7 separate regions of the Mus musculus genome follow, and all the other regions are linked to region 6. The links are chromatin loops, found by intact Hi-C in ENCODE. Cell type or tissue: heart. All regions are shown on one strand.

What was found. Hi-C counts contacts between places; a loop is a spot of excess contacts. Peaks named below come from ENCODE experiments on the same cell type or tissue, not always from the same donor. Only the 100,000 strongest peaks of a DNase experiment are listed, where the experiment ranks them.
Region 1: a loop joins it to region 6, with 3 times the contacts of the local background. A loop is called at or near these places in 3 of 42 quality-filtered maps.
Region 2: it touches region 6 in a loop (2.2-fold over the local background); 5 of 42 quality-filtered maps call a loop at or near these places.
Region 3: a loop joins it to region 6, with 2.4 times the contacts of the local background. A loop is called at or near these places in 5 of 42 quality-filtered maps.
Region 4: it touches region 6 in a loop (2.3-fold over the local background); 2 of 42 quality-filtered maps call a loop at or near these places.
Region 5: a loop joins it to region 6, with 2.7 times the contacts of the local background. A loop is called at or near these places in 4 of 42 quality-filtered maps.
Region 7: it touches region 6 in a loop (4-fold over the local background); 4 of 42 quality-filtered maps call a loop at or near these places.

Annotation. Positions count from the first base shown.
Region 1 is chr7:120,632,792-120,636,791 of GRCm38, forward strand. Uqcrc2 (ubiquinol cytochrome c reductase core protein 2) reads left to right here and starts at 2,398. Exons shown (of 14, transcript NM_025899.2): 1 at 2,398-2,531. The coding sequence starts at 2,499. In heart, a CTCF peak has its summit at 2,341; a DNase peak (open chromatin) is centred at 2,400; H3K4me3 peaks cover 2,688 bases; H3K27ac peaks cover 2,054 bases.
Region 2 is chr7:120,096,932-120,100,931 of GRCm38, forward strand. No RefSeq gene overlaps it. Among named protein-coding and RNA genes, the nearest start is that of Tmem159, 3.5 kb to the right of the region's middle. In heart, CTCF peaks have their summits at 1,065 and 1,652 (motif pointing right); DNase peaks (open chromatin) are centred at 1,110 and 1,690.
Region 3 is chr7:120,103,367-120,107,366 of GRCm38, forward strand. Tmem159 (transmembrane protein 159) reads left to right here. Exons shown (of 5, transcript NM_145586.1): 2 at 1,264-1,463. The coding sequence starts at 1,368. Among named protein-coding and RNA genes, the nearest start is that of Tmem159, 2.9 kb to the left of the region's middle. In heart, a CTCF peak has its summit at 1,807 (motif pointing left); no DNase peak of the experiment used is centred here; H3K4me3 peaks cover 302 bases.
Region 4 is chr7:119,959,691-119,963,690 of GRCm38, forward strand. It overlaps Dnah3 (dynein, axonemal, heavy chain 3), which reads right to left. Exons shown (of 61, transcript NM_001370806.1): 50 at 2,445-2,627. Among named protein-coding and RNA genes, the nearest start is that of Lyrm1, 66 kb to the left of the region's middle. In heart, no CTCF peak of the experiment used is centred here; a DNase peak (open chromatin) is centred at 1,621.
Region 5 is chr7:119,791,665-119,795,664 of GRCm38, forward strand. It overlaps Eri2 (exoribonuclease 2), which reads right to left and starts at 2,394. Exons shown (of 9, transcript NM_027698.5): 1 at 2,254-2,394; 2 at 767-834; 3 at 601-684. The coding sequence starts at 2,276. Rexo5 (RNA exonuclease 5) reads left to right here and starts at 2,458. Exons shown (of 20, transcript NM_001370778.1): 1 at 2,458-2,547; 2 at 2,712-2,838. The coding sequence starts at 2,716. In heart, no CTCF peak of the experiment used is centred here; a DNase peak (open chromatin) is centred at 2,367; H3K4me3 peaks cover 2,480 bases; H3K27ac peaks cover 1,473 bases.
Region 6 is chr7:119,893,398-119,897,397 of GRCm38, forward strand. Dcun1d3 (DCN1, defective in cullin neddylation 1, domain containing 3 (S. cerevisiae)) reads right to left here and starts at 2,348. Exons shown (of 3, transcript NM_001163703.1): 1 at 2,161-2,348. Lyrm1 (LYR motif containing 1) reads left to right here and starts at 2,464. Exons shown (of 4, transcript NM_001285959.1): 1 at 2,464-2,493. In heart, no CTCF peak of the experiment used is centred here; DNase peaks (open chromatin) are centred at 2,424 and 2,794; H3K4me3 peaks cover 2,557 bases; H3K27ac peaks cover 2,146 bases.
Region 7 is chr7:119,718,570-119,722,569 of GRCm38, forward strand. It overlaps Thumpd1 (THUMP domain containing 1), which reads right to left. Exons shown (of 5, transcript NM_145585.3): 2 at 1,942-2,335; 3 at 558-732. The coding sequence starts at 2,172. Among named protein-coding and RNA genes, the nearest start is that of Thumpd1, 3.0 kb to the right of the region's middle. In heart, a CTCF peak has its summit at 2,276; DNase peaks (open chromatin) are centred at 1,862 and 2,222; H3K4me3 peaks cover 1,724 bases; H3K27ac peaks cover 1,580 bases.

The DNA of each region.
Region 1 (4,000 bases), 740 kb after region 6:
CTTGTAGCAGATATCATGAAGTCTGCCACATTTGAACAGACAATTTCCCAATTAGGCTATATGGGTCAGTTTCCTGTACAGATGATGTTATAAGCTAAGAATAAAGGGGCCTTAATAAACAGGTATAAAGGTATGTGCTGGCCTGAACTGTGGCATGTTGAGGTTCCAATGACTAGAGAGAATCCTCAGGGTACAACGAATTTCGGGGCAGTGATTGCATTCATTTAACATTTTTAAGCTGCCAAGAAGCACTTAAAGAACTGTTCTAAGTCCTCAGTCATCGGGGAAATGCAAATCAAAATGACCATGAGATCCCACCTTACACCAATCCTAATGGCTAAGATCAAAATTTCAGGTGAATGTTGGTGAGGATGTGGAGAGAGAGAAACACTCCACCATTGCTGGTGGGATTGTAGACTGGTACAACGACTCAGAAATCAATCTGAAGGTTCCTCAGAAAACTGGAAACAGATTTACCTAAAGACCCAGCTATACCACTCTTGGGCATATATCCAAAAGATTCCCTGCCATGCCACAGGGGCACTTGTTCCACTATGTTCATAGCATCCGTATTTGTGATAGCCAGAAGCTGGAAACAACTGAGATGTCCCATGACAGAATGGATACAGGAAATGTGGTTCATTTACACAATGGAATACTACTCGGATATTAAGAATGAGGACAATCCTGAGTTTTGCAGGCTAATGGATGAAACTAGAAAGTATGATCCTGAGTGAGGTAACTGAGACCCAAAAGGACATGCATGGTATGTATTCTCTAATAAGTGGATATTAGCCAAAAAAGTACAAAATACCCAGAATACAGAACTCAAGAAGGTTAACAAGCCAAAGACCCAAGTCCTCAATCCCACTTGGGGGGGAGGGGTAGAAAGCATTAGGAGGGGGTGGGCAGAAGGAGGGACCTGGGTGGGAGAGGGGACAGGGAGAGGAAAAGGGGAACATGATCAGGTATTGGGGTAAGGGAGAATCAGGAGTGAAGCTCTGAGAGCCAGCAGAAAAGAATAGAAACCACCCCCCTCAGATGGGGGGACCCTCAGAGACCTGGGAAGTGAAAGACTCTCAGAACTCAAAGGGAGGGACCTTAAATGAAATGCCCAACAGTGGGGAAAGGGAACTTATAGAGTCCACCTCCAGTAGAAAAGCAGGACATCAAGTGGAGGGATGGGGTTGCCATCCCACAATCAAAAACTCTGACCCAGATCGTCCCTGTCTAAAAGAACTGCAGGGACAAAAATGGAGAACAGACTGAAGGAAAAGAGGTTCAGTGGCAGGCCCAAATTTGGATCCAGCTCAAGGGGAGGCTCCAAGGACTGACACTACCCTCAGAGAGGCCCAACAAGCAGCTGACTGAGACAGAAGCAGATAGTTACACCCAACCATTAGACTGAAGTCGGAGACCCCTGCGGTTGAATTAGGGGAAAGACTGGAAGAAGCTGAGGAGGAGGAGGGCAACCCCATAGCAAGACCAACAACAGTCTCAATTAACCTGAACCCCTGAGTTCTCTCAGACACAGAGCCACCAACCAGGCAGCATACATGAGCTAGTCCGAGGTCCCAACATATATACAGCAGAGGACTACCTGGTCTGGCCTCAGTGGGAGAAGAGGCACCTAACTTGAGAAACGAGGCCCCAGGGAGTACTGAGGCCTGGCGGGGGCATCCTCTTAGAGAAGGGGTAGGAGGAATGGGATGAGGAACTGTGGGAGGGGCGGACCGGGAATCTGGCAACGACTGGACTGTAAAAAAAATAAAAGTAACCAAAAACATTTTTAAGCAGCTATGCGGCTTCATGAAAGCAGTGGTTCCCGAATTAGTCTCAATCATAGTGTAACACACGAATGATTTGTGCCATATGTCTGTATCACCAACAGTTAAACATTTTTAAGTACAATAGAAGACTATATTAAGTCCCTGATTATACACACACGCGCAAATTTGCGCGAGAAAATTTCACGAGATTGAGTCCTTGCTGGTGACGATCTCCTTGCGGCAAGGAGACCTACAAGTGTGTCGATCTGTTCGACGAGACATTCGTCCTGCCAGTTTCTGTGAACTCGGTCACCAAGTTCGCGGTACCGGGAAGACTACAGTAAAAGTGGCGAGGGACGACCTCCGAGGAACAGGGAGTGCCGACGACTCCCGGACTTGCGAGGACTCACGGGCAGGCCCAAGACGGCTGGGGTGACTGTGACGGCTGCAGACGCAGCTGGGATTACAGGCTGCATGTCTTTTGCAGAAAAAGAACTCAGAAAGGATAACCTACAAAAGCTGCAATCTAGTCCGGGAGACCTCTAGCCTCTCCCCAGGAGCTGGGCTCGTCCCGCCTACCGGAGCAGTAGAGCACTGCATGCGTAGAGGGCCGCCGGTACAAGGGGGCGTGGGCAAGCTCGCAGTGCACACCGGGAAACTCGGTCCTCCGACCCCATCTTGCTTTGCTGTCTGCAGCGGTGACCGTGGGAAAGGGCAACTGCTAGAGCCATGAAGCTCCTCAGCAGGGCCGGGTCCTTCTCGGTGAGCATGGGACGTGCGTGGGGCAGGGCTGGGGACGCTTGTCGGCCACTCAGGAGCTGGGTGCGGAGTGTGCGGCCTTGGCCTCAGGCCTGGGTCTGCCCTTCAGGTAAACCCCGCGGAGAAGGGGGCTGCCAGCGAGCCGAGGCCTGGGAGGCTCGGCGGGTCCTGTGAGCAGCCGAGAGCTAACGCGGGGAAAGCGGAAGAGGAGGGTGGCCTGGAGAGTGGCGGAGAAGCGGCTCTCGGGAGATTCCTGAAGGTCACTCGAGAAGCAGGTAGGGTGTAGGCCAACGCCACCCGGGCCGCCTGCTTCCCCTACCTACGACCTCTGCCCCTGGGTTGATCCCGAGGCGTCGGTTTCCCCAATGCGTGCGAGTTTATTAAATTCACAAACGCGGTGCGCTGCTTATCTCAGTGCCGGCACCTTCGTTCCTGTCAGTACTCAGTCCCCGCATTCCTTAAGATGCTCGTTTTCTCGGGGTCCCATTTAAAGGCTTCCTCCAGGAGGGGCTCTTGATCTTTCTTCAAGACTAGCCCTAAAATATGTAGTTGTCACTTGCGGTGAGGAGAGGAGTACCTCATGTGTGTCAGCACGTTATCACGCTGGAATCGTGGTTTTCAAGAGATGAGAATGGGAGCATTTAAACTTCAACAAGGGCTAATTTGCCCCTACTAGCCGGTCACATGCGGAGCTTTTTATTCGTAACCACCTGTTGAGAGAGTGCTTCTAGCATCTAGAGGTCAGCGGTGCAGCTAGACATCCAACCATACAACAGCAGCCCCTACAGCACAGTTACAACGCGGAAATGCCAGGAGTGTCTGTGTTGAGAGACGACTAGACAGTGATACACCAGGCCTGGGCATAGTGTTTCCTTGTGCTTTATACTTACATATATGTGTTGTACAAATTTAGGCTGCAGTTGTATTCCTTGTGCCTAGACAGACCAATTGCTAGCAGTCCTTAGAGAGCAGGACTTTCCATGTGTTATTAAAACAAAGTAGAAATTGTATCTAAGTCTTTCCTGAAAGGAACCCAAAAGAAGCAGGAGATTTTAAACTTCACTACCCAAAAGCACAGAAGTGGAAGTGTGGATTATTCATATGTGGACTGTTACACTTGGATGTTACAGGAATTACATCTTGGGCACAGCTAAAAATTCACAGCTAAAAATCACAAGTGGCTGCATATACCTTATCCAGCAAACTAAAATGAAAATGACACAGTTAATTATATTCATAATTTACAAGCAGGACTGAAGGGATAAAGTAGTAATTCCATGAACAGGTGAAAACCAGCAGCCAGATTAGCCCAGCACTGACTGAGTGTTCAGCATACAGCAGTCTGGGCAGTGCCGAGTAGGAGCATTATAGAACTTTACAGGTACACTTGACAACATGTTTAGTGGATCTTAGCATCATGAAAGTGTATTTGCTTGCATGTCCATTAGTAATCCTGTGAACCCTAGACATAA
Region 2 (4,000 bases), 200 kb after region 6:
AGGGTCTGGGATGTGGCTCGCATGTAGTAGAACACTTGCCTAGCACATACAAGGTCTGGCTTTGCTGCTCAGCACATAAATAAATTGTACAGGATCAGCCCTTTGTGTCAGTGAGCTGCACAGACTTGCATCCATGTGTGTGAAGGGTAGAGAGAAGCATGGGGCTAATGAGCCCATGGGCTCCTGGGTAAGGAGTCAGGCTCTTGTCTGAAATATTGTAATGTGCTTTCAACACTAGCTGTGTTCAAAGATATTAAAACCAGACCTTCTGTTCACTGATGGATGTGATCTGCGGGTGTTCGTGCCCACCACATGAGAGGAGAGGTCAGCTGGATTTAGGTCATGTTCCCGCTCTGGCTATTAACAGTTAAAGTGAATGCATTGCTGAAGACATCCCACCCCCCACCCCCAATTTCTTATTCTTCATAGCCAAGTGCTCAGGATAGATCTCAGAGGGGTGAAAAAATTGCTTAACTAGAACAAGTATGTTAGGTCCATTGGGGCTAGTATGACCGCTACAGGCTGATGACTTATTAAAAAAGAAAACCAACAACAAGAAACATTTCTTATAATTCAAAAGGCTGGAAGTCTGAAGTCTGGGTGTCAGCATGGTGAAATTCCGGCAGGGAGTCTAGACAGCTAGCTTTTTGTTGTGTTCTTTCCTAGTACCCTAGTAGAAAGAGGTAAAGTTCTCGCTCCTCTCCTTCCTTTTCTTCTCCTCTCCGCTCTTCCCCTTATAAGGCATTGATCTTATTCATAAGGGCTTGCTTCATCTCCTTGACTTATTGACCTCGAAAAGGTCCCCACCCCACCACCTAGTACCATCACATCAGGGGATGAAGGGATAAAAATATTCAGTCCACTGCTGTAAGAAGCTGTGGAAAGGCCTAGGAGACGCTTCCCATGGGTTTATTTTATAAATCCTTCGAATGTTCCTCAAGAGTCAAGTTCTTGATGCTACAGAGGTGCTAGTAGATTCCCCACCCCCAAGAGGAGAAATGGAAGCAGAGGCAGCGACTCTCCAGGAGAAGCACAACAAAGATGCACGGGGAGGAGGATTAGAGGATCAAAGAGCTGTCCCTAGGTGGCACCCTTGAGCTGAAATCCCAGAGACGCCTCAATATTCCACAGCTTGGTCTAAGGAAAACAAACCCATCCCCAGCTCCCTGGGTGAGGACTGTGTGGTACTGCAGCTACCGAAAGTGTAAAGCCAGACGAGAGTGCCTGAAACTAAAAACTTCAGGGACACGCCCTTGACTACTCATGGTCCACTGTGTGCTTCATTTCCCCTTTCTGATGTCAGTGGAATTGGAGTGAAATTCCTTAAACTTCTTACCACCCCCATCAGTCATCTCCAAGCTCATTTTTTTTTTTTTTGTTACCAGCTTAATTATTTCTTGGAACATAAGGTGGCTGAAGTAACATCAATTTCTCCTAGTGATAGGGATTAGATACACAACCCAAGGGTATGCCAGGAAAACAACCTACCACCATCTCCCAACCTCCTGGAATGTATCTGTAAAGCATTTATTAATTTATTTATCTATTCGTTTATTTATTTACTTACTTACTTACTTACTTACTTAATGCGTATGTGTGTTTTGTTGGTACGTGTTTTTTCACCACATGCATAGAGTGCCCACTGCGGCCAGGAGAGGGCGCCAGATTCCTTGGAACCGGAGTCACAGTTAGGGTTATGGCCTGCTTTGTGAATACTGAGTATGGAAGCTCGGTCCTCTGGGAGAGCAAGCAGGGCTCTTAACCGCTGAGCTACCTTCCTACCCTTCCTTCTCCTCCCATGAAATGTTTTTGAGTCCCTATTATGTGCTTGATAGGTACGCAGTTCTTTAAAGGTATCTTTTCTGTTGTCTTCAGTAAAACCCCCATGGTTTCTCTTTTTTACCCAGAGTTACTCTTCAGGATGCAATGGGTACAGGGCCTTTGGGTGAAAAGAACCTGAGAACTTGTGATGGTTTGTATATTCTTGGACCAGGGAGTAGCACCATTTGGAGCTATGGCCTTGTTGGAATAGTGTGTCACTGTGGATGTGGGCTTAAGACCCTCACCCTAGTTGCCTGGAAGTCAGTCTTCCACTAGCAGCCTTTGGATGAAGACATAGAACTCTCAGCTCTGCCTGAGCCATACCTGCCTGGATGCTGCCATGCTCCCACCTTGATGATAATGTACTGAACCTCTGAACCTGTAAGCCAGCCCCAATTAAATGTTTTTTTATAAGACTTGCCTTGGTCATGGTGTCTGTTCACAGCAGTAAAACCCTGACTAATACAGAAGTTGGTACCAGGGACTGGGGTATTGCTGTGCCTGACCATGCTTTTATTTGAAAGAATGTGGATTTTGGGACTTTGGATTTGGAAAGCAGTGAAATCCTTCAAATGGGGCTTAATGGGTCATCCTAGTAGGAATATGGAAGACTTTGTTGATGGGAGTGATTTGACCTGTGTTGACCTGGCCCAAGAGATTTCAAAGGAGAAGAATTTCAGAATGTGGCATAAAGACTGTTTTTGTGAAATTTTTGGTGAAGAATGTGGCTACTTTTTGCCCTTGTCTGAGAAGTCAGCCTGAGGCTGAGGTGAAGAGACTCAGATTAATTGCATTGACAAACGAAGTTTTTAAAAAAGCCCAGCTTTGTTCTCTGGCTAATTAATAGGAAGAGAAGTTTGAACAATCACAGCAAGCTTAGAAAGGAAAAATATAAAATATATGGTTCGAATATTAAAGGGGTGCCAGGAAGTGAAATAGAACAAAATCTTGTGTTCTAGGAGATAACAGATTAAGGGAGTGGGACTTTGGGGCAAGATCCTACCCAGCTAAATTTAGATCCATCATGGTGGTACACACCTTTAATCCCAGGAGACAGGAATGCTGATCTCTGCATTCAAGGTCAATCTACAGAGCAAGAACCAGGATAGCCAAGCTTAGGCAGTGAAGGATTTAGAAAACATAAAGCTAGTGATAATGTAATAGTACAAGGGGATCATGTTCTAGTTCCTGTAAGCAGAAGACCTCAGCAGCTTCAGCCATGTGGCTCTGGCTCTAGAGTTAAGAATGGAAGGAACTACTGGGACAATTGATGCTGGTCAGCTGGAGCTAAGAAATTAGCAATGATTAAGAAGAGACCGGCATCACTGAGGTGAAATCTTCTGAGAATTGTTTTCTGGGAGCACAAAGAAGCTGTGTTCCAGAGATAGCCAAGGTTGTATCTTGTGCTGCGGCTGGACTTGGTAATGTGTTAGAGTCACTTAGGTGGTACTGGTTTTGAAGGCATGAAGGTGTCAGGAAGAAGAGCTGAAGCTCAGCACTGTGAGAGGTCATGGAAGGCCATTGGAGAAGGTGTAGCCTCAGCTGTAGTTGATGGCCCAGGACTGAAGGGGTCATGCAAAGGATTTGAGGTTTGACACCATGAAGAGAGCCTATGAGAGGCTATTGGGGAAGCCTAGTTGGAGTGGAACACCCCAGTGTATTGGAGATGTCAGTACCATGGGATGATCACCAAGAACAGCAGATGTAGTGGAGTGGATCAACCTGAGCTTAGAGTGCTACAGAGGGCAGAGCTAGAGAAGTGATGCCAGCCCTTAGGAGGAGCCCAAAAGATCAAGTGGAATCCCAGACACTGAAGCAAGAAGCTGTAACATTGAAATTGCCTTGGAAACTCAAAAATGTTAAAGATGCCAGAGACATGGGATACATGCTGAGGAAAGCTGCTAACAGGGAGTGGAACCAGCCCAGAAAAAAGCAGTTTGTTTTTTTTTTTGTTTTTGTTTTTTTTGTTTTTGTTTTTGTTTTTTTTTTTTTTTTTTGCAGACAACAAAGAGGAAAAAGGAGTGGAGATCTGAAGATTGCTTTGACATCAGCCATGGAGATGCAGAGTTTGGAGTTTGCCCAGCTGGTTTCCTGTCTTTCTTTGGAGATTACAGTTAAGTGATTGGATGAATCTCAGAAGAGACCTTGAACTTTGAACTTTTAACATGAGTCTGCTATA
Region 3 (4,000 bases), 210 kb after region 6:
GTGATGCTGCTCTGAAGAGGACCCTAGAAGGAGTAGATGGTCAGAAAATTGGTGGCTAGGTAGATGAGTGTGCCTGACTGCGGTCCTCCTCCGCATTCTTCCTACCCTAGCTTTCAGCAGACTCCCCAGACCGGTTCCGTGGCATTTGCATGTTTCCCAGGCCAAAGACGAGTTGTAATGGTGTATTTTGACTTGTAGCCCGCTGTAGAAATGTGATTAGGTAAACTGAAGCCTGGGGCCATCTAAATTCAGCACTAACTCGGAGCTGCTGCTTTAACAACATAAATAATGGTGCTGACGTTGGTTCTCCCCTGACCAAGGGGAGAGAATCTTTAGCTGGTGTGATGGAGGTGTGCATACTAGGCTCTGTAGTGTAGACACTGGTAAGGTGTGTTTGCACATAATGGGCAAGTGGTATATTCAGTCATTTGGGGCACTGTGATAGAATCTACTGAGCGCAGGTTTATAAGAACACTAGGTTAGCTGCAAGGAGATCCTATGCTTTCCAACCCAGAAAGGTGTTCTAGGAGACATGAAATAAGAATAATATATTAATATAGAATAATATTTTTATTTGAAAACTCAGCCGGGGTTAAAAGCATATCTAATTTGATTCATTGCCATAATGAAAAATGCATAAACGACGTGAGAAAGGGACTGTCTTATACATTCCAGGCTGTTGTTGAATCACAGAAAATAATTGTGCCAAGGCCTCGGGGACAGGTCTTGTTAGTGAAGACCTCACCACACATAAATAAAGTGTGGCATTGTACAAGGTTCTTGGGAGCCAAAGAAAGAAGAAAAAGCACCCCAAGCCCCTGTTGTCAGAGCAAAGGAAGCCTGGAGTGGTAGGGTAGCGAGAAGGGGGAGGGGTGAGATTGAATAGTACAGTACAATCAGTTTTCTTGTTTGGCATAAGTTCTCGGAGAATAGCCTTTCTGGATCTTTTTCTACACCGTGTGTGTGTGTGTATAAAACAGTGAAGTGTTCATAATAAATAATAAATGGATTTAGCTTTTTCCTCCTATCTTGCTGGTCTTTTTATGTAACAAACAGGAATATGATATACATCCTATGAGTATTTTTCACATATCTATCTTATTTAGGTTCATAAAAAATAAATTGCTGGGTCAAAGTATGTGCAGCTTAAATTGATAAATATTGTCAAATTATATTCATCTGCATGCCTGCTGTTAATGTATTGGGGATGGTCCGAGCTCCTTGGAGATTGCTAATAATTATTTTTTTTTTTGTTTCCTTCAGCGATAGCAAGAGACGGGGGGACATGAGAGATTGGGCTACGTACTACAGTAATGCATTTCCTGGTAGAGAGTTTACTCTAGAGTGAGACTGACAGACATTTCAAGATGGCCAAAGAAGAGCCCCCGAGTGTCTCCAGAGACTTACAGGAGCTGCAAAGGAAGCTGGGTTTGCTGTTAGAGTCTTTCCTGAATAACTCAAAGGTCAGTGCCCAATGCCACATATAATGGGAAACCCTGAAAACACTGGTCTGAACAAGATTGGACACTGTTTCTTTCTCAAATAGAAATCTACAATAAGTCAGGAATCTTCCTCCTAGTACCCTACTATGTCTGAGTGTGACCTTCATATCCATGTTCATTGTGGCTGCTAGAGCATCAGCCGTCATAGTGACATTCAGGGCAGTAGGACAGCAGGTGAATGGGAAGGAAGATTGTTTTCAAGACACCTCCAAATTAAGGAAGATTCCTGGAAGTCACCGAGAATCACAGACCACTAGTTACATCCCATATGGTGCAGAATTTGGTTGGATAGTGGCCCCTTGTGGTCACTGCCATTCTTTGGCTGGATCTAAAGAAGCTATTCTTAGTCTATACAGCAGACACTATTCTTTTCTTTGAAATGCTTGACTCATTTGTTCCCCTAAGCAAAGAAGCCAGCCAGTGCCTCATTTACGGTCTGAGTTTTGTGTTCCACTAGAACTCCATCATCCAGCAGCAATGATTCTTGAGCCATGGGTGCACTCACATTTTCTGGTACCCAACCCGAACTGCAAAGAAGCAATGGGTTAATTTTAAGAATATATTTTAGTTAATATACCAAAAATTGTATCATTTCAGCATGCCATCATTATAAAAATTAATGGAAAAGAGAATATTTCACACTCCTTTTTGTACTAACTCTGAAATCTAGACTGTTATTTACCTTCACAGGATTATTGTGATGCAAACTAGCCATGGTTTTTTTGTTTTGTTTTGTTTTTTGTTTTTTGGTATCCTGTCACAGATCAGTGCGGTGGGATTTGAGATGCTCAGTTTCTTTGTGTATGGATCTTTATTGTTTTCTGTATGCCTTTCAGCATGTAAACAGAATGCTAGGGCTGGGAAGATGGTCCAACTGGTGAAGCTCTTGTCTGTTAATCGTGAGATTACAAGTTTGAATTCCCAGCATCCACACACAGATGGCCATATGAGAACATCTCCCTAATCCCAGGGTCCCTATGGCAAAGTGGGAGGTTGAGACAGCAGGATCCTGGGAAGCTCGTGACTAGGTATCCTGTCTTATTCAGTGCTAGAACAACAACCCATGGAGACCCTGTTTCAGAGGGTCAGGTGAAAGGCAAGGGCTAGCCCCTGAGGTTGTCCTCTGACCTCCACATGTGCACCATTGCATATATGTGCACTCACATACATGAAAGCACACGTGTGCACTTATACAGTATATGCATATTCACAAAAAGATTGTTAAAAAGTAAACAGTAGGGGGCTGGAGAGATGGCTCAGTGGTTAAGAGCACTGACTGCTCTTCCAGAGGTCCTGAGTTCAAATCCCAGCAGCCACATGGTGGCTCACAACCATCCGTAACGAGATCTGGAGCCCTCTTCTGGAGTGTCTGAAGACAGCTACAGTGTATTTACATATAATAAATAAATAAATCTTTAAAAAAAAAAAAGGTAAACAGTACCAGCTAGCTAATACTATTACCATTTTGTTGTATATCTTCTAGACGTCTATGCCATGTGCACATAAAAGTATGTCTGCATCTAAAGTGATGGGAACTGTTTTGTGATTTTCTTTCCCTATTGGACACCATAGTTTTACCAGCTTCTATAAAACACACACTTTACCATCTAAAGCCATATGCTTCACAGAGGCCTTCTTTGGACTTGCTTCAGAATGCAATTGGCATACTGCCAGTTTACCAGGCTATTTTTAAGATGGACAAGCAGCTTTCTAGTTAGTTGGCTGAGACTTCTTGGATGTGTTAGTTCAGTAAGAAAGGTCCTCGTGGCCTTTGCACATTTATAGTTCATTCTCATGACTTGTGGGAAATCACCATTGACACTGGCTTAGCAAGTACTTAGCAAATCACGATTCTGCAGGAAACAAGGAACTCAGGTCCTGCAAGTTTCTAGTCCCAGTGTTTTTGTAATCAGATCAGTGCATGTCCTTATTTTATGCATATTTCTGGAAAGATGCATTAATGTATATATTTTCTGTTGATTGTTGACATTGAACTTAGGTCTAGCACGAGGCTAATTTGTGTCTTGAGCAAACATGCATGCATTTTCTTCATAAGGATCAGTAACAAAAAGACACTGCTGCTGCTGCTGCTGCTGCTGCTGGTGGTGGATATTTTAAATTGCTAAGCAGAAATTAAGAATGTGAACTTTGGGCTGGAGAGATGGCTCAGATAGTTAAGAACACTGACTGCTCTTCCAGAGGTCCTGAGTTCAATTCCCAGCGACCACATGGTGGCTCATAACCGTCTGAAATGGGATCTGATGCCCTCTTCTGTGTGTCTGAAGACAGTGACATTGTACTCATATACATTCAATAAATTAATCTTAAAACTAAAACAAACAAACAAACAAACAAACAAACAAACAAAAAGGAATGAGAACATTGTGGCATTAAATAGGCCACTATGCTGTAATTTGGCTCCTCAGTATCCCAGAAAGGATGAGACCAAGGGTGAAGTTGAGGAGAGACGGTACAGTCTTCTAGGATGGGGCCTCTTA
Region 4 (4,000 bases), 66 kb after region 6:
CCACTGAAACCTAAGGTGGCGGTTTATTGCCCAGGGCGTGGTGAGAAGTCTCTGTCAGTTCCTCATAAATCCCATGGCATTGCTCATCTACCTCCTGACATAGCAGATTTGCTTCTTCCCCTGACATTCCAGAGCACAATCCTGCCTGGGCTGTTCCCTTCCTGATGGTTCCTATACTTGGTGAGAAGCTAGGCTAGCACACTGAGTAGAGATGAAGAAGAACAGCTGTTTCAGAGAACCACCAATGTGGACCTCTAGCCACACACCTTTACGTACTCTCTACTCATTTGTGTATTTACTTATTTATCTGTCTGAGTATTTTCCTGTATGTATATATGTATACCACATATATGCCCGGTGCCTGGGAAGACTCGGAAAGGGTGTCAGACTCCCCTGGAATTAAAGTTGCTGACTCATGTAAGCCTTCATGTGGGTCCTGTGCCAGAGCTACTAGTGCTTTTAGACACTGAGAAATCTCTCCAGCCCACGTGGTTTTTTGTTTTCTATTTTCCTCAGTAATCTTAATCTGTTGATGCAGAAACCGAGGCTAGGGAGGAGCAGAGTTGGTCGTGCACTTTGGCTGCCTGGTTATAGAACAGAATTATAAATGAGCTGTAAAGTCACACACATCCAGGGGCCAGGGCACTGAGGCAAGAACAGGAACTGAACTGGATGGAGCTGGGGAGGCTAGAACTCAAAAGGTCGGCAGCTTCTTACTCCTGAGAATGGGCACAACCCAAGAAAGCAGAGCCCATGTCGCTAGAGTCCTAATTATTTTTTCTCCCTAAGGAAAAGCAAAAGTTTCAGAATTTTTACTTGAAATGACTTGCATTTTAAAGGTTAACTATTTCTGACTTCAAATGAAACATCCCTGAGTGTGGTTGTGATGCACACACTTACGGTCCTAGCACTCAGGAGGCTGAGGCAGGAGGCTCATGAGCTCAAGGTCAGTCTGGGATACCTAGCAAGTCCCTGCCTCAAAATGAGTCAATAGAATCTTCTCTGCATCCCAGGACACATGTGGTCCCCAGCTGCCAGTCTGCAACGTCTGGATTCATGGTCAAGTGCCATGGTTTGTGGGTCAAAGAGCTCTTGGTCTGAATCATGCCACTTGGTGGTCATGCAACTTTGGAAACATCTTGTGTCACGATTTCCTCATATGTCAAGTGGGAATAATTCGGTATGATGTGTATTGTAGTGTACGTAGGATTCAAGAGAATGAGCACCAGAGAATATAATCTCCACGAGGAAAAGGATTTTATTTATCTTATTCATTCCTACTTTCCTTGACAAAAAAAAAAAAAAAATGAGCCAGCCCATAGTAGGTGTTTAATAAATAGTTGTTAAATGTGATGAGTGTCTAGTATAATCATTTTACCATAGAATGACAAATTGCCACTAGAATCTGGTTCCTGGCACCTGGAAGTGGCTATATTTTATGGTTTCTATTTTGTCTTCTTTCTGAGCCACTAAGACCGCAAGTGAACCAACTTTCACAATCCAGGACATGGTGTTCATTGTGAATTCTGAGAACAGGGAGGGATCAGACCCTCTGAAAAACATCTGCCAGAGGTCAGGTCTCAGGATTCACTGGAGAGATGCCAATTGGAAGCCCTGTACTTTTCAAGAAAATGACTCATGACCTATTTAGGACAGATGCCAGACACAGGCTGCCTCTTGCTCAAACTCAGGCTTGAAAACGGCTGAAGGGATTCCCTAAGGGATTCCCTAATTCCTTAAGGCACATGGACAAATGCCTTAGGCAGGTGTCCTGTGCTTTGTCATATAGTCCTGTCAATGACCTACACAGCTCTGTGAGGCCATTTCCTCCTGACCCCAGTGCTAGCAACTCTCAGATATTGACATCTGTCATTCATTAGGTGCCTGTGACCCTCAAATGGAATCCCTTACAGAGAGTGCTGAGACCTGTGTAATTGTCACGTAAAATGCTAATAAGGCTATCTTCTGCTATCTGAATGTGTGGTGATCCCTTCTCAGAACATGGCCAGAAGCACCTACAAATGTGGCCCTCTAGGTTCAATATTCTGCCATCCTAAAAATATTTGTTCCATACCTACACACATGTGTTAGGGACAACTGGACAAAAACGTGACAGAGGTGAAGTAGACGGCATGGGGATATCGATAGGCAAAGAGAACAGCCAGTGCAAAGGCCCCGGGGAAGGAATAACCAGAAGGTTATTGTAGCCAGGGCACAGTGAATGAGGGGAAAAGTTAACAGATGAGATTATGCTGAGTCCCAGTTTTGACTCAGAGTGGGATAGAGAAGAGATGGCCCAAGAGCCTTCTTCACTAACTCCTAATTGGTGATTTGGAAAACTCACTCGCCCTTCCTGAATCTCCTTTGTCTCATCTGCAAGGTGGGCACAGTCACATACGTTTAGCAGTGTTGGCTCCCTGTGCACCTCTCGCCTGGTCACATACCTTGATCGCCTGAGAGATGGCAGCAGCAGCATTAGCCTCCTTCTCATCTGCCTGCACCAGAAGTTTCTTGGCATCAGCTTCTTTTGTCTCCAGCTCAATTTTCACCATCATCATCGCTGTATCCTCAGAGGTTTGGATGAGCTGAGGCTGAAGGGCAGTGAGCTCTACCTGCATGACAGCCACCTAGCGTGGAAGAGGGGACAGGAGAGACATGAGATCAGCACTGTCAGTGCTAAAAATGAAAAGTTGAGAAAAGCAGACTTGGCTCTGTAATACAGGACAGATGTAGACAGAAAGGATGGCTGGTTTTGGCATGTCACTGGGCATAGACGTGTTGGCTGGTATTTATGCCCCCAGTCTTTCAATACTTAGTTACTGATTCCACACTGAGTGTTGCAGTTTCAAGAGCAGTGCAAAGCACAGGCACTCAATGGCAAGCAAAAAACGTTAACGACATGGTTTCTTCCCTCATTAGGTTTCTATGCGAGTGTCTGGTACAGGGAGAGAGAGACCAAGTCATAAAACCATTAAAAGCCGTGTGTGTGTGTGTGTGTGTGTGTGTGTGTGTGTGTGTGTGTGTGTGTGTGTGTGTAAGTGCTCACTTGCATTGGGAGGTTAGAGGTTGATGTTAGCATGGTGCAGACATCCTCTGACTCTGCCCCCTACCTGCTGGGATTATAGGTGGGCTGTTATGCCCACCTGGCATTTATTTGAGCTCTGAGAATCTGAACTTTTGTTCTTACCCTTTTGTGGCAAGTGTTTTACCCCTGGTCCATTTCCATAGCCCCTGGGTTCTAAAGCTACTTTTAATTTGATTCAATGCAAGCAAGTGTGCTTTTACACACACACACACACACACACACATACACACACACACACACACACACACACACACACACACACACGAGGGTGGGGGGAGGGAGGAGAGATCCCAGGCTAGCCTTCAACTCACAGACTCTTAAGACTCTTAAGCATTTTTCCCCCTTCCCCGACTCTTAAGCTCTTAACTCCAGCCCCAGTTTCTAAGAGTCTTGAGGTTACAGGTGGGTTCTCACAAGTGCTGCAGAAGGAATATTTGTCTCCCAATGTATATGTTGAAGTTTAATTCAGAGATAATGATATTTGGCAATGGGACCTTTGGAAGTCATTAGGGTTAAATGAGGTTATGAGAGTGGAAACCTCAAGATGGGATAAATATCCTTAGTAAGAGGAAAAAACAGATCTGCCCTTTCTTTTTTTTTTTTTTTTCCATTTTTTATTAGGTATTTAACTCATTTACATTTCCAATGCTATACCAAAAGTCCCCCATATCCACCCACCCCCACTCCCCTGCCCACCCACTCCCCCTTTTTGGCCCTGGTATTCCCCTGTACTGGGGCATATAAAGTTTGCAAGTCCAATGGGCCTCTCTTTCCAGTGATGGCCGACTAGGCCATCTTTTGATTTATATGCAGCTAGAGTCAAGGGATCTGCAACCCTATAGGTGGAACAACATTATGAGCTAACCAGATCTGCCCTTTCTACCATGTAAAAACTCATCAAGGTCTTATCTGGGC
Region 5 (4,000 bases), 100 kb before region 6:
TCACCAAAAGATGAAGAACTGTATTAAGGGGTCACAGCATTAGGAAGGTTGAGAACCACTGATCGAGATTAAGCTGGTTTCAAATTTATAGAGATCCACCTGTCTCTGCCTCTTGAGTGCTGGGATTAAGGGTGTGTTGCACCATACCAGGTCTGAATATGTGAATTATCCTGAACATACACTGCTTTCATAATAGCATCATTAAAAAATCAATTCCCTTAAAAGCTTATTCCAATACCCAAAGCAGTGAGAAGCAAAGTTATAATAAAGCTGTGCCATGGAATAAGTCAGAATATCAAAAGTATGCCCATTTTGTTTTACAATTAAACATGAACACAGCATGAATTAAAATATACTTTACTATTGAAAAGCCTTTTTTTTTCCAGTTGTATCTAATCAAAGTTTTAAATGTAATCTTAAAACAACTAGCTACTTTGGATAATCACATTCAGGTATTTGGTATTTTATTCTTTTGTAGGTCAGAGTTTTTATATTAAACTACGAGCTTACAGCATTGTTTTCTTATTGGCTGGCTTATATCTAGGATGTTTAAGAAGACTCCTAGAGCACTAGCTTTGGCCACTGGCCATCCACACTCACTTATTTCAGGGCTACTGTGGTGCTTCCCATCATTCCAGCAGGTAGACTCAAAGTCAACGACAATTAAGTAGGCATACAACTGTTCTGCAAAAGACCACAGTGTTCTTAGGTTCCGACGATGTTCCAAGGGCAAGGCTTCAAACTGTAACGTAAGCGTGGGACTTACTCAATCTGCTCCCTCCTGGATTTCCACTTGCTGGTGTAACTGACTTTCTCCTAATTAATCCAAGCCGCCTAAAAATGCAAGACACAGGAAGATCAATAAACTCATTTACACTGCAGTTAGAATATGATATTAAAGTAATAGCCCCAAACAGATGGCAAAATCATCTCTAATGTACGGTAAGTGGAGCTGGGTGTGAGGGCCCCACACCTGGAGGCTCAGCAGTCAGCAGGCCACGGCCAAACTGAACTGAGGGACAGCTTACAGCACACAGCAGGACCCTGCCTCAAACAACAGCTGCATACTGACTGAAGGAAAGGAGGGCTAGACTTTAAAAGTCCTAGGTCCTTGTGCGAATGGCCATCCTCTCTTGAGTTTAGTGTCCATTTTACCTGAGCGGGCTTCACAAACACTACTCTTACCTGTTCACGTTTTATAGTAGTACCGAGGAATTGACTATAAAGATGTATTTTTCAAGCCTTTGCTATGTACCAAGGGGATGATGCCTGTGCTTAAACTCTAAAAATGGAGGGGAGAAAGATTACCAGAGTACTACTGAAAGGTAATCTATGATTAAAAACAAAAACAAAAACAAAACAAACAAACCTCCCAACAGCAATACACTGCAGTCCAAAGAAGGGAAGATCCCAAATGATGACGAATACAACTTTAAGTAGACAGACACCTGGAATAGTTATTTTGGCTATTTGAAAAAGACAAGACGTGAGGCCAATGTAGGGATTTGGAATGAAAAACTAACATTTACTAGTCACTTCTTCAGCAAATATTTAATTAGGATGGTGACTTCTTTTAAACAATTCTAGGTGGTAGACATGTCTGCAACCTGTATTTTATGCAAGAGAAAAGTAAATGATTTGCCTAAAGATGGCCATAGTATGTTAACCTTTGACAGGACTTTTCACGCTTGAATCCTATGCTATTCATTAATACATCAGATAGGGGTTTTGTTTTGAATCTGGTTTTGTTGTTGTTTTGAGACAGTCTCACTATTTAGCCATCGCCTGCTTGAACATCACCATGAGGACCAGGCTGGCCTCCAACTTTCCATGCTGGTATTGTAGGTCCATTCCACTATGCCTGGTAAGTTTGATACTGTGTCCACAATCTCAACAAATGTGTACAACGCATCCAAAAATCTGTGCACAGCATATTCCCCCCCACCCCCCCCCAAAAAACCTGAGAGAGTCTGTGGTAATTCTGACAATAAAACTGGACTAGGCAGGTCACTTGGGCGCAGTGGCACCTGCCTGAGAACAGTGTGCAGAGCTGTCACGTTCCAGGTCCCAGGGGTCTAGAATGAACAGACCTGATAGAGCATGCCACGGTAGGGAGGACCCGGGGTTTCTCGGGCTCCTCCAACTTGTCGCGAATGGCGACGTGGGGCCCGAGAAGACCAGGGCCCTTTTCAGATCCAGACCAAACGACTGCGGATGAACACCGCCCACCCTAAGGGGAACCCCCTAACGTACCGCGCCAGTCTCTTGGTCGCCATCCCCGGACCCTGGGTTTCGCAGAGTTCAACGGCCGGAAGTCGGACGCCCCCACTTCCGGTCTGTTTAAACGCCGGCGCGGCAAGGGAAGCGGGCGCTTGTAGAGCGGCGGCGGCCGTCGCCAGCGGTTTGTGGGCGTTGCATAGGGGGCGGTTCGGGACCCGGGGGCGTGGACAGAGGCTTGAGGACCGGGAGCCCCTCGCTCTGCGCACGACGCGCCTCAGGGAGCGCTTTAAACTTCGCGACGGCTTAAATTGAGGAAAGGAGGCGTAGGTCTGTGGCCTTTTTTGCGAGGGCCAAGAGTGGTAAACTGGTTTGAGCCGCTTCAAGAGACAAACCAACCGTCACTCCTGTCTAGCGCTTTGCTGGAGAGAGGCCGCGACACGGTTTCCTGGTCGCCGCGGGGTCCTCAGCTCCAGCTGATCTTTCCCCTACAGCCTGATGGAGCAAGAGAAGGAGGAGGCGAACTCCAGGAAGAGGAAGGAGGCCCCGAACTCCTCGGCCTCGGCTACAGAGCGGGATGGACCTCCTTCGCATATTCAGGACCGCGAGCCACAAGCCAAGGTGAGCAGAGGAGAGAGCCCAGCAGGCTGGCCCGAAGTCACTTGTGGCTGGGAGTCACTTTCGCCAGCACCCGAAGGGTCCCTGCCGAAGGGTAAGGGCTCACCCACTGACCTCACTCAACTCTGCTCCCTTGGTTGTACCACCTCGTCCAGGCTCTCTCCATAGTTTAAAACTGACTTAGTGTCTGGTACACAGAATATTCATTTAACAAACATTTATTAAGATCCGTATAACAAAATATTTCAGGAATATCCATGCACACCTAAACAGGATTCTCTTGTTTTTATACAATATTTATGAAGAAGTAAAAATGAATGGTCATTTTGATGGGGAATTTATCCTGGGGAAATGATTAGATGGAGGAATGATACCAGTAATAAGAATGTTTGCCCTAGTATTTGTATTTTTAAATGTTTCATCGAAAAGAGAATTTTAAATATAAAATTTTCATTACATATTTAAAAATGCACTTAGCCTGAACCATTTTCTCATGTTAAAGTTGTGGTTATATAACTGACTGATAGGGAAAAATATAGATTAGGGTGGGGATGGTTAGAAAGCAGATGGATGTTTGTAAAGTCCCCTGGGTTGGAAACGGTAGTCCAGAGATTAAAAAGCTTGATCTTCGGAGGCTGCATTCCCGCTGTGGCTTTTAAACCTCTTTCTTCATTTCTTTGTTGTAAAATGGGAGTATGGTGATCCCCACTTAAAAGTTCTAAGAAATGATGTAGTACAAAGAAATTTCTCAAAACTGTGTGGCTAAGAGTCAGCAGTGTGGCTCAGTAATAGAGGACTTGCCTTGCATGTGCCCAGAATTCAGTCCCTAGAACAGAAACTCAAAAAAGTGGTTAATAGTAAATACCTAACCTTAGCTCAAGGCCATTGTATAAGTTAGGGTCTCTATTGCTGTGATAAAACACCATGACCTCATAACCAAAATCATCTTGTCTAGGGATGGGTTTATCTCAGCTCTCATAGCCAGATCACAGTCCTATTCACAATTCTTCACTAGAATTCAGGTCAAGAGCCAGGAGGCAGTAACTGATACAGAGGCCAGGAAGGGAGGAGGACTGCCTACCACTTTGCTCCTCAGGACTTGCTCAGTCTTCCTTCTTTCTTTCTTCCTTCCTTTCTTTCTTTCTTTCTTTCTTTCTTTCTTTCT
Region 6 (4,000 bases):
TAACTAATAAGCCCCAACTCTACTCTTCTGACCCTATTTCTTTCAACTTTTTACTCCCTAAATCTACACCCCACCCCCACTCTCTTGTCCCTAGAACTTGCCAAGTTCATTCCAGTGAGTTTCTGCACAAGCTGTTCCCTAAACCTCCAAGAGTTCTCCCTTCATCTCTGCATGGCTGGCTCCTTTTCGTTTAAAGTTCTGTTTAAGCAGGAAGGTCTCCCTCCATTGCGTTCCAGGCACACACTCTAGCCTATCACTCATTTTTCTCCAGCATTCAATCAAGATCAGATTTGCTGACAATCAAAATCAGATTTGCTGATTTATCATTTCTGTCCTCACCTCCCACTCTGATAAACTCCTTGAGAGAGGACCCTTTTTGCTTGTGTTCACCTTTGTACACTCACTGTCTGAAACACTGGCTAGCACTTTAATAGCAGTTTGAATGAATTTTGGACTTGTCATTGAATGACAAACTAGGTTCCAAATGAATTAAAGTGAGACAGCTAGCAGTAACTCTTCTGCTATATTTCTGTAATAAACATCATTACTTGTACAATCAAGGCGTCAAGTCTTCTGTTTTATCGGGCCCTGATAAATGCGATGGGACTCTCTTCCCACCATCAGAACATCTGCTATGATAAGCCTAGTGATACTGCACAACAAATTCAGTTAAAGAGCAACACGTTTGCACTTTCTAGTCAAAGGACCCCTAAAATCTCGCACTCTTTCTTAACGCATAAAGTTTCTTAAAAGACAGTTCCATAATTAACAGAGAATTTCTTCTTTTAAAATGTATCAACACCAAAACAAGATTCATTAACACTTCACTCTGGAATCTCTGACAGCCTAGAAGAGGCACTACTTACTCATGATGGGGTGTTTGTTTGTTTGTTTGTTTTTTAAACAATATGAGAGAGTTCTTTCCAATCAGTCTTTCTTTTTTTTCAGACATTTCTATACCCATTATGCACTGTGTTTTGCTAAAAGCATAAGCACATATCACACTGTCTCTTCTACGACCACCTATACACAAGGCATCGGCTAAATAAGATAAAAAAATCAAGCTGATTGTAAGACATACAAATCGAGACAGGCATAAAAGAGCTATTGTCCAACTGTAGAAACAAAAACAGTAATATAGGGTTTTCTGTTCTCTGAAGTGCATCATGAAGTGTGGGTGGAGAGAAACACAGAAATCCAGAATTAGCCTAACATCAAATCATTTTTGGAAAGAGTTGACAACATGTAAATTCCTCACATATAAAGTATTTAGAGCGAGAGACCTTGATTCCTGGGCTATGAAGCCACTTATGATGCCTTGGAAGAGCTCTGGAATTCTAGTATTCATAAAAGAAAATGTTCATTATAATCGGGAGCCAGGCGGCGTTGTGAGGTACTCCCCAATGTGACACAGACCATAACTGAAGTACTACAAAGCTTGCAGTTAGGAGCTGGGATAGAGGCTGAACACCAAATTCAAAAGAGGTAGCTGAGGTACTAAGTGCCACAAAGGGGAGAGGGTGTCCACGACTGCCACTTAACCACAGAGAATTAAAGTATGAAACAGAGGTGTGTATGAGGGGAGATAAGAGATGGGGATGGAAAAAACAATACATTTGTCATCCCGTCCCACTTCCTAAACAGGATATAGGCAAACCCTCCAGCCCCATTACCTCAGGCACAGATGGTTATCGTTTATAGCAAAGGTGCACTGAAAGGCCTTCAGGTCTGAGCCCCTTAATTCCAGAGCTGTTAACGATTACAGAAAAGGATGGGGGTGGGGAGAAAAATCAGGGAGGGAGCTGCAGATTCACCCACCACCTCCCCCTTGGGCTCCTACCTCACGGCTCTTACCCTGGACTTTCAGCTCAGAGTCTGCAGACCCTCCCCGGGGATCTACAGCCCCAGGTCCCCAGGCCCGGGATTGAGGGGTGCTGGCGATGGACAGGCAGGGACAGTAGGTAAGTTTTCGGAGCCTTGCGCTTGACAAGCCACAGGCTCCCCTCACAGCCTCTTCTTCCAGAGGGACCAGTCCAGACAAGGCGCTGATATGCACTCCTCCCTTTCCACCACCACCCCCTTTCTCGAAGGAACCGAACCCCCGCCCCTTCATCTCTCAACGCTCCCCCCTTTTCCTCAACTCCCCCCCTCCAAACTCACAGCTGCTCCAGAGGTTCCTCCAGTCAAACCCTTTCTGGAAACGACGGCGGCCCGGCGGGTCCAAACTACCTACCATCCCCGCTTGCGTTTCCAGGCTCCCTACCCCCGCCGCCGCCGCCTTTTCTGCCACCGCGGCCGCCGCCTCCTCCTCATCTGCAGCCCACCGGCGGCGGCCGCCCCGAAGCCCCGCCCCCTCCATTGCCTCCTGCATCATCACTTCCGGTAACCCCGCCGGCCGCTGGCTCGAGGAGGGAGAGAATGGGAGAGGGGCGGGGACAGGAACGAGGAGGGTGACGTCACGACGTACGCGAGGACGTCCGAAGCCGTCTCCAAGTAAGGGCAAGGCGGGGAGCGGCGGAGGGTGGGCTAGGAGCTGGGCCAGGCCATTTTCTGACTAGAAATGGGGCAAGGGGATAACGAAAGGGTGAAAGGGAAGGCTGGAGGAGAGGGAGGTTAGCTCAGTTGTTGAGTGCGGCGGGGAGTCGGCTAAATCTGGAAGTTTCAGGAGGTTTGAGACGACCTCTAACCTGGGCCTCATGCTAACACAGCGGTCCGCCCGGTGGTTTGGCCCGGCCTGGCCTACTGGACCTGCTGGATACAGCCCGGTGTGGCCAAGGCTCGGCAGAGCTCCTGGCACCGCCTCTTCCCAGCCGGCTCCTGTGGGTGGGGAAAAGCAGGAGTGACGCTGAGTGAGTGTAAGGATGGAGACGCCGGCTCCAGTCGCGGGGGACTGGGGAAAGGGGTTGGCTTCCCAGGGCCAGGGATGAGATGCCGGTGTGGGGTTGCTAGGAGACGCGCCTGTATGACCCCAGCCTCGCGAGGGCGACTGGTGTCATCGCTGCTGGCCTCGGGAGACCTGCCTAAGGGAACTGGCACGTGGGAGAGATCCTGCCTGGGACCCTTCAGACTTTTCGATTATAAATGGAAGGCGACGGGGCAGTTGTAGGAGGCTGGAGAGGTGCTGGCCTTGAGAAAGGCCACCCAAACGATCCCGGATGTAGGAATCAGACTTCAGGTGATGATGAAGGCTAGTTTCATTACTAAGATGAGCAAATGACAAAATGAAGGAAGTCTTGTTTCTGAACTTTTCATTAATAAGTAAATGAATGCAGAGAATAGCAGCTGCCCCAGAAGCTGAATGGTGTGGTGAGAAGGCCTCTTCCAGGTTTAAGAGGAAAAGAGAATGGGAGAAGGAACTGCCTTGTGGGTAACATTTTAAACAAAAGGCAGACGAGAAAGAAGTCTTGGAGTTGCAGAAATAGCAAGGTTTTGGCCTTTGTATTACTTCCCTGAAGTGTAATGAATGACCAAACCTTAATTTACATTTAAAAAAATTGCTGCTGGATAAAAGAAGGTAGTTAAAGGGCTGTTGCTAAGGCCATGAGAGATGACAGTGGTGGAAACATGGAAATTAAGAGAATTGATTCATAATGTATTTGGGAGCTTGAGCATTCCAGACTGAATGCTGAACTGGATACGAAATGTATGGGAGAATGTGAAACCAAAGATGTTTCTCTAGAGAAAACAGTTTGGGAAGGAATCTCCTATGCTCTCTGGAACGTATGTCCAGAGTCATTTTACAGCCCATGAAGATGTCCAGAAATGAGACGGACAAGCTGGAAGACAAGTCATGGTTGGAGATAATAAATGTGGGGTTTATTCCTAGACCCTGGAATAGGTAGTAGATGAGAAAGAGCCCCAAATTCTTTAGATCTCACATTTAGAGACCACCAAGAAGGGTACAAGCCAGTAGGAAGCTCAATAAGAACACCTCAAAAATAAGGAGTCCCCCTTAATATCGTTAAACAATAGTATCCACCCTCACAATCAGTGAGAGTCA
Region 7 (4,000 bases), 170 kb before region 6:
CAGCACACAGAGCACCGTGTGACACGGTGATTCACTGGCTACTTCCCAACTAACACATCTGCCCAAGACAACAGTGCTAATATTTCCAAATTAGTGACCACATTTGAAAGTCAAAGGAATTCTATTTCCAGGTTTTAAGTGGATCAGGCCCTCTATTCCTAAATGGTAACTACCTGGAACTAAGTAGCAGCTGCTCTTTTGAGACAGAATACACGCTTTCACTCTGCCTTGAGTTACTAAAGGAAGGATGCAGCACAGCCAGGTCCCTACCCTTACCCAATGCTCACCACCCTCCACCACTCTACATTGTTAGGAAACTAAAATGGCACCCCTTCCACAGTGTGGAGTAAGAAGCAAATTCCCTGAGTGTGGTATGTGTCATCTGAAAACCTTTCCAAAACCTTCGGAAACTGATATACTGTTGATGGAATGTGGAAACGTTCCACAGAATAATTAACAGCTATACCTGGGGAGCCGTTGTCTAGGCAGCATCTGCTAAGACAGAAATGCCCAGATACTATGGGATTGATGATCTTAGGGCTGTCAGTCAGACATACCTATCCCAAGCGTCCTGATGAAGACTACATTATTCGCTCCACTCTCCACTGACTGGAATCTTCTCAGCCTCTTCTCTGTAGAAGCCTTAATGTCACCAACTTCTTTCTTCAAGGCAGCCTCTGCATCATCGTCTTCTCCCTCACTTCCAGAGGGCTGCTGGTCCTTGTCTATAAACTGTTTATATAAAAACCAACAGGCAAAAATTACAGAACACCTCATGTTCAAATGCTGTAATTAACTACTTATGTGAAACCCCCAGTGGCAGAGGTCTCAATGTTGACAAATAAATTTCTTTATTAGATTAATAAAATACAACTTCCAAAATGTACATTAAGAAATAAATTCCCCGGGCTGGTGAGATGGCTCAGTGGGTAAGAGCACCCGACTGCTCTTCCGAAGGTCCGAAATTCAAATCCCAGCAACCACATGGTGGCTCACAACCACCCGTAATGAGATCTGATGCCCTCTTCTGGTGTGTCTGAAGACAGCTACAGTGTACTTACATATAATAGATAGATAAATAAATAAATAAATTAATTCCCTGTGTGTGGTATGTGTCATCTGAAAATGCTTTCAGACCCATCTGGATAGTGGCAGGCAGGCAATGTGGCTGTGATAGGATTAGAACCAAATGTATGAGAGAACTAAATAAAATCCCTTACTCCCACTATAAGAAAGAGAGCACACAAAGCAGTGGCCGGTGCTTGCAATCCCTACACCTGGGGAGCTGAGGCCAACCTGAGGTAGCCAGCAAAGTCTTCTGTCAAAAACAAAAGGGGCTCCACAAAAAGGGAACTTGCACGAGGCACCAGCATAGACAGGGTCCTGTCCTACCAAGGTCATTTTCAATCAGGTAATAAAAATAATTGTGTACACTGAAGGAGCCTTTACAAATTCCTATTCTGCCCCCCTCCTCTCTAGTAGTGGGGCCTGCTACACTATCTTTCTCCACACTTCAGAGTGTGCAGGTGTATCCGGGATCTAAGCCAAATAATATTGGGGCTGCCAAACCGCCATAGGATGAGATCTGAAATGTATTTTCAAGGGCACTTGGAAAATAGCATCCCTTTCACTATCTCAGATCTTAGCTTGTAGCAACTTCGCACTGACGCGAGAGGTACACATCCGAACGGGTTTTAGCACACTCCCTGGTCCACAGAAGGCAATCGAGACGTGGGAGTCACTGTCGTTAGTGATGTCAAGAAAGCCTAAAGAGCCAGCCCGGAGGCCCACGCCCACCAGGCACATGACCGCAATAGTAGCCACTTTAGGGGCGGGAAGGTAAGCGGGGTCATTCAAGCACTGTACTGGCGCTTTGAAGCAACTGCCGCCTCCGCACCCCAGAAGAGCCCACGGGCGGCTCGCTCTCCCCAAGGCTCGTACCTTTTCCGGCCCGTACATGTCGTCGCCGTACTCGTTGAGCAGGCTGTAGGCCTCCTCCACGCACTTGCGCTCGTTCATGTTGCAGGTGATGAGGATGCCCTGCAGGCCGGGCTCCAGCTGCCGCGGGCCGCCTGCGTCACCGCGTCGGGCCCGCTTGGCCGGCAGGAACTGGGATTTGCCTTTGCGCTTTCCGGCAACAGGCTGAGGGGACTGCTGGGCGGTGGTCGCCATGCTTCCTACTATCCACGTTCCTTGGCGTCTTCGTCTGCGCGGACGCGGGGTGATTGCGTCACACGTACGCGACAGTTTGCCCAAGCGGTCCTGCACGCCGCCTTCCGGTGGCTCCGGTGCCGCCCAGTCCTCGCATAAAGTGACAACAGCTTCCAAGTGGGCTCTGGACGTAAACGTAGATTTTGAACTCCAGCAGAGTGTAAAACGTGCTCACAAAGAAATGGTTTATTTACCCGTTCATATTTGTTTGTTTTAAAGTTAAGGTTTATCGTGCTAGTCGCTGTTTAAAGAACGGAGGTCGTGCCATCAGCAGAACATGACATTTATTGTCCTTATTAGGTTTCTCAGGAGTCACTGGAGTCTACCATATTACCATGAGGAACAGAAGGGACTCAGTGAAGGCAGACCCTGGCACCGTGAGAGCATTAAACACTAAGTTGTAAAATGTGTCTATATTAATACTAGAGCTACTGTATTCATCTCTTTCTCCTTGCCTCTGTTAGACACGGATGTCCTAACATGTGAGAGTGACCAATTGGTAAGATGTTCTGCATACCCCTGGTTTTGACAGGAACGTTACATTTCTTGCTTCTGAACAAAACGATTGAGACAAAAGCAGTTTTGTTCCAAAAAGATTATCTCATCCACACACACACACAATGTGTGATGGATTGTAGAAGTAACTCAAGAATTTAAAAAAAACCTCTTTCTGGACCAACAAGCCAACTCAGCTGGAAAAAGCATTTGCTCCCAAGTCTGAAGATCCCAGGACCCCACATGGTGAAAAGAGGGAAGCCAACTTGGCAACTGTCCTCTAACAGCCAGGTGTGCTCATATACACACATATACATGGGCTTAAACACTCTGAAACATCCTGGTTTAGGGATGCAGTTTAGCCCCTGTGTCCCTGATCCATCAGTATCACCCTGAGTACATTTTGTCATCTGTTTACATCCTTACTGAGATGGACATTTGAACATGCACTAGGCTCCCAAGTCTGTGCTGTTGTCCCTGACTGGTTGGTTCTTGCTGCCTAATTCAAATAAAGATCATGCTTTGCTGGACCCTTGTGCCTGCTTGGGTGGTTTGGATTTTAGAACCCTAACACACATGACAGTAGGGTTAATTGGAGAAGTGATGTTCCTGATTAGGAAAAGAAAGGCTGATGTCAGTGCCCAGTGGAAAGGTGGCCCAGACAACCCTGGGTTGATGGGAATGCCCGGGAACCATGAAAGGTGCTCTCTTTTGGTTTACCTACAAACTTCATCCAAGTAATAGGGGAGAAGAAAAGATAACCGTTTAAGAAAAATAGGGCCAGGTGTGGTGGCGCACAGCTTTAATCCCAGTACTCGGGAGGCAGAGGCAGGCATATTTCTGAGTTCAAGGCCAGCCTGGTCTACAAAGTGAGTTCCAGGACACCCAGGGCTATACAGAGAAACCCTGTCTCAAAAAAAAAAAAAAAAAAAAACCAAAAAGAAAAGAGAAAAAAAGAAGAAGAAGAAAAGAAAACAAAAGAAAAGGAAGATAGAGTGTGACATACCTACCTGGATCTTAGTATAGCTTAGATAGTATAGTATAGATCTTAGATAGAGAATAGAATAGATAGATCTCAGCTAGTGTTTTATAGTAATTAAGTGGAAAGCCTAACACCCTGGTCCCCACATAGGAAAACTGAAGCCTAGAACTTGGAATTTCAGAGAAAACTAAGAATAAACTCAGTCCATCACAGGAAACCAACTGGTTGCATTAGTTATGTTGTCATTTTCTGTTACTGACCCAAGAAACTCCAGATAACCAGCTTAACATAAGACAAGATTTGTTTCAGCTC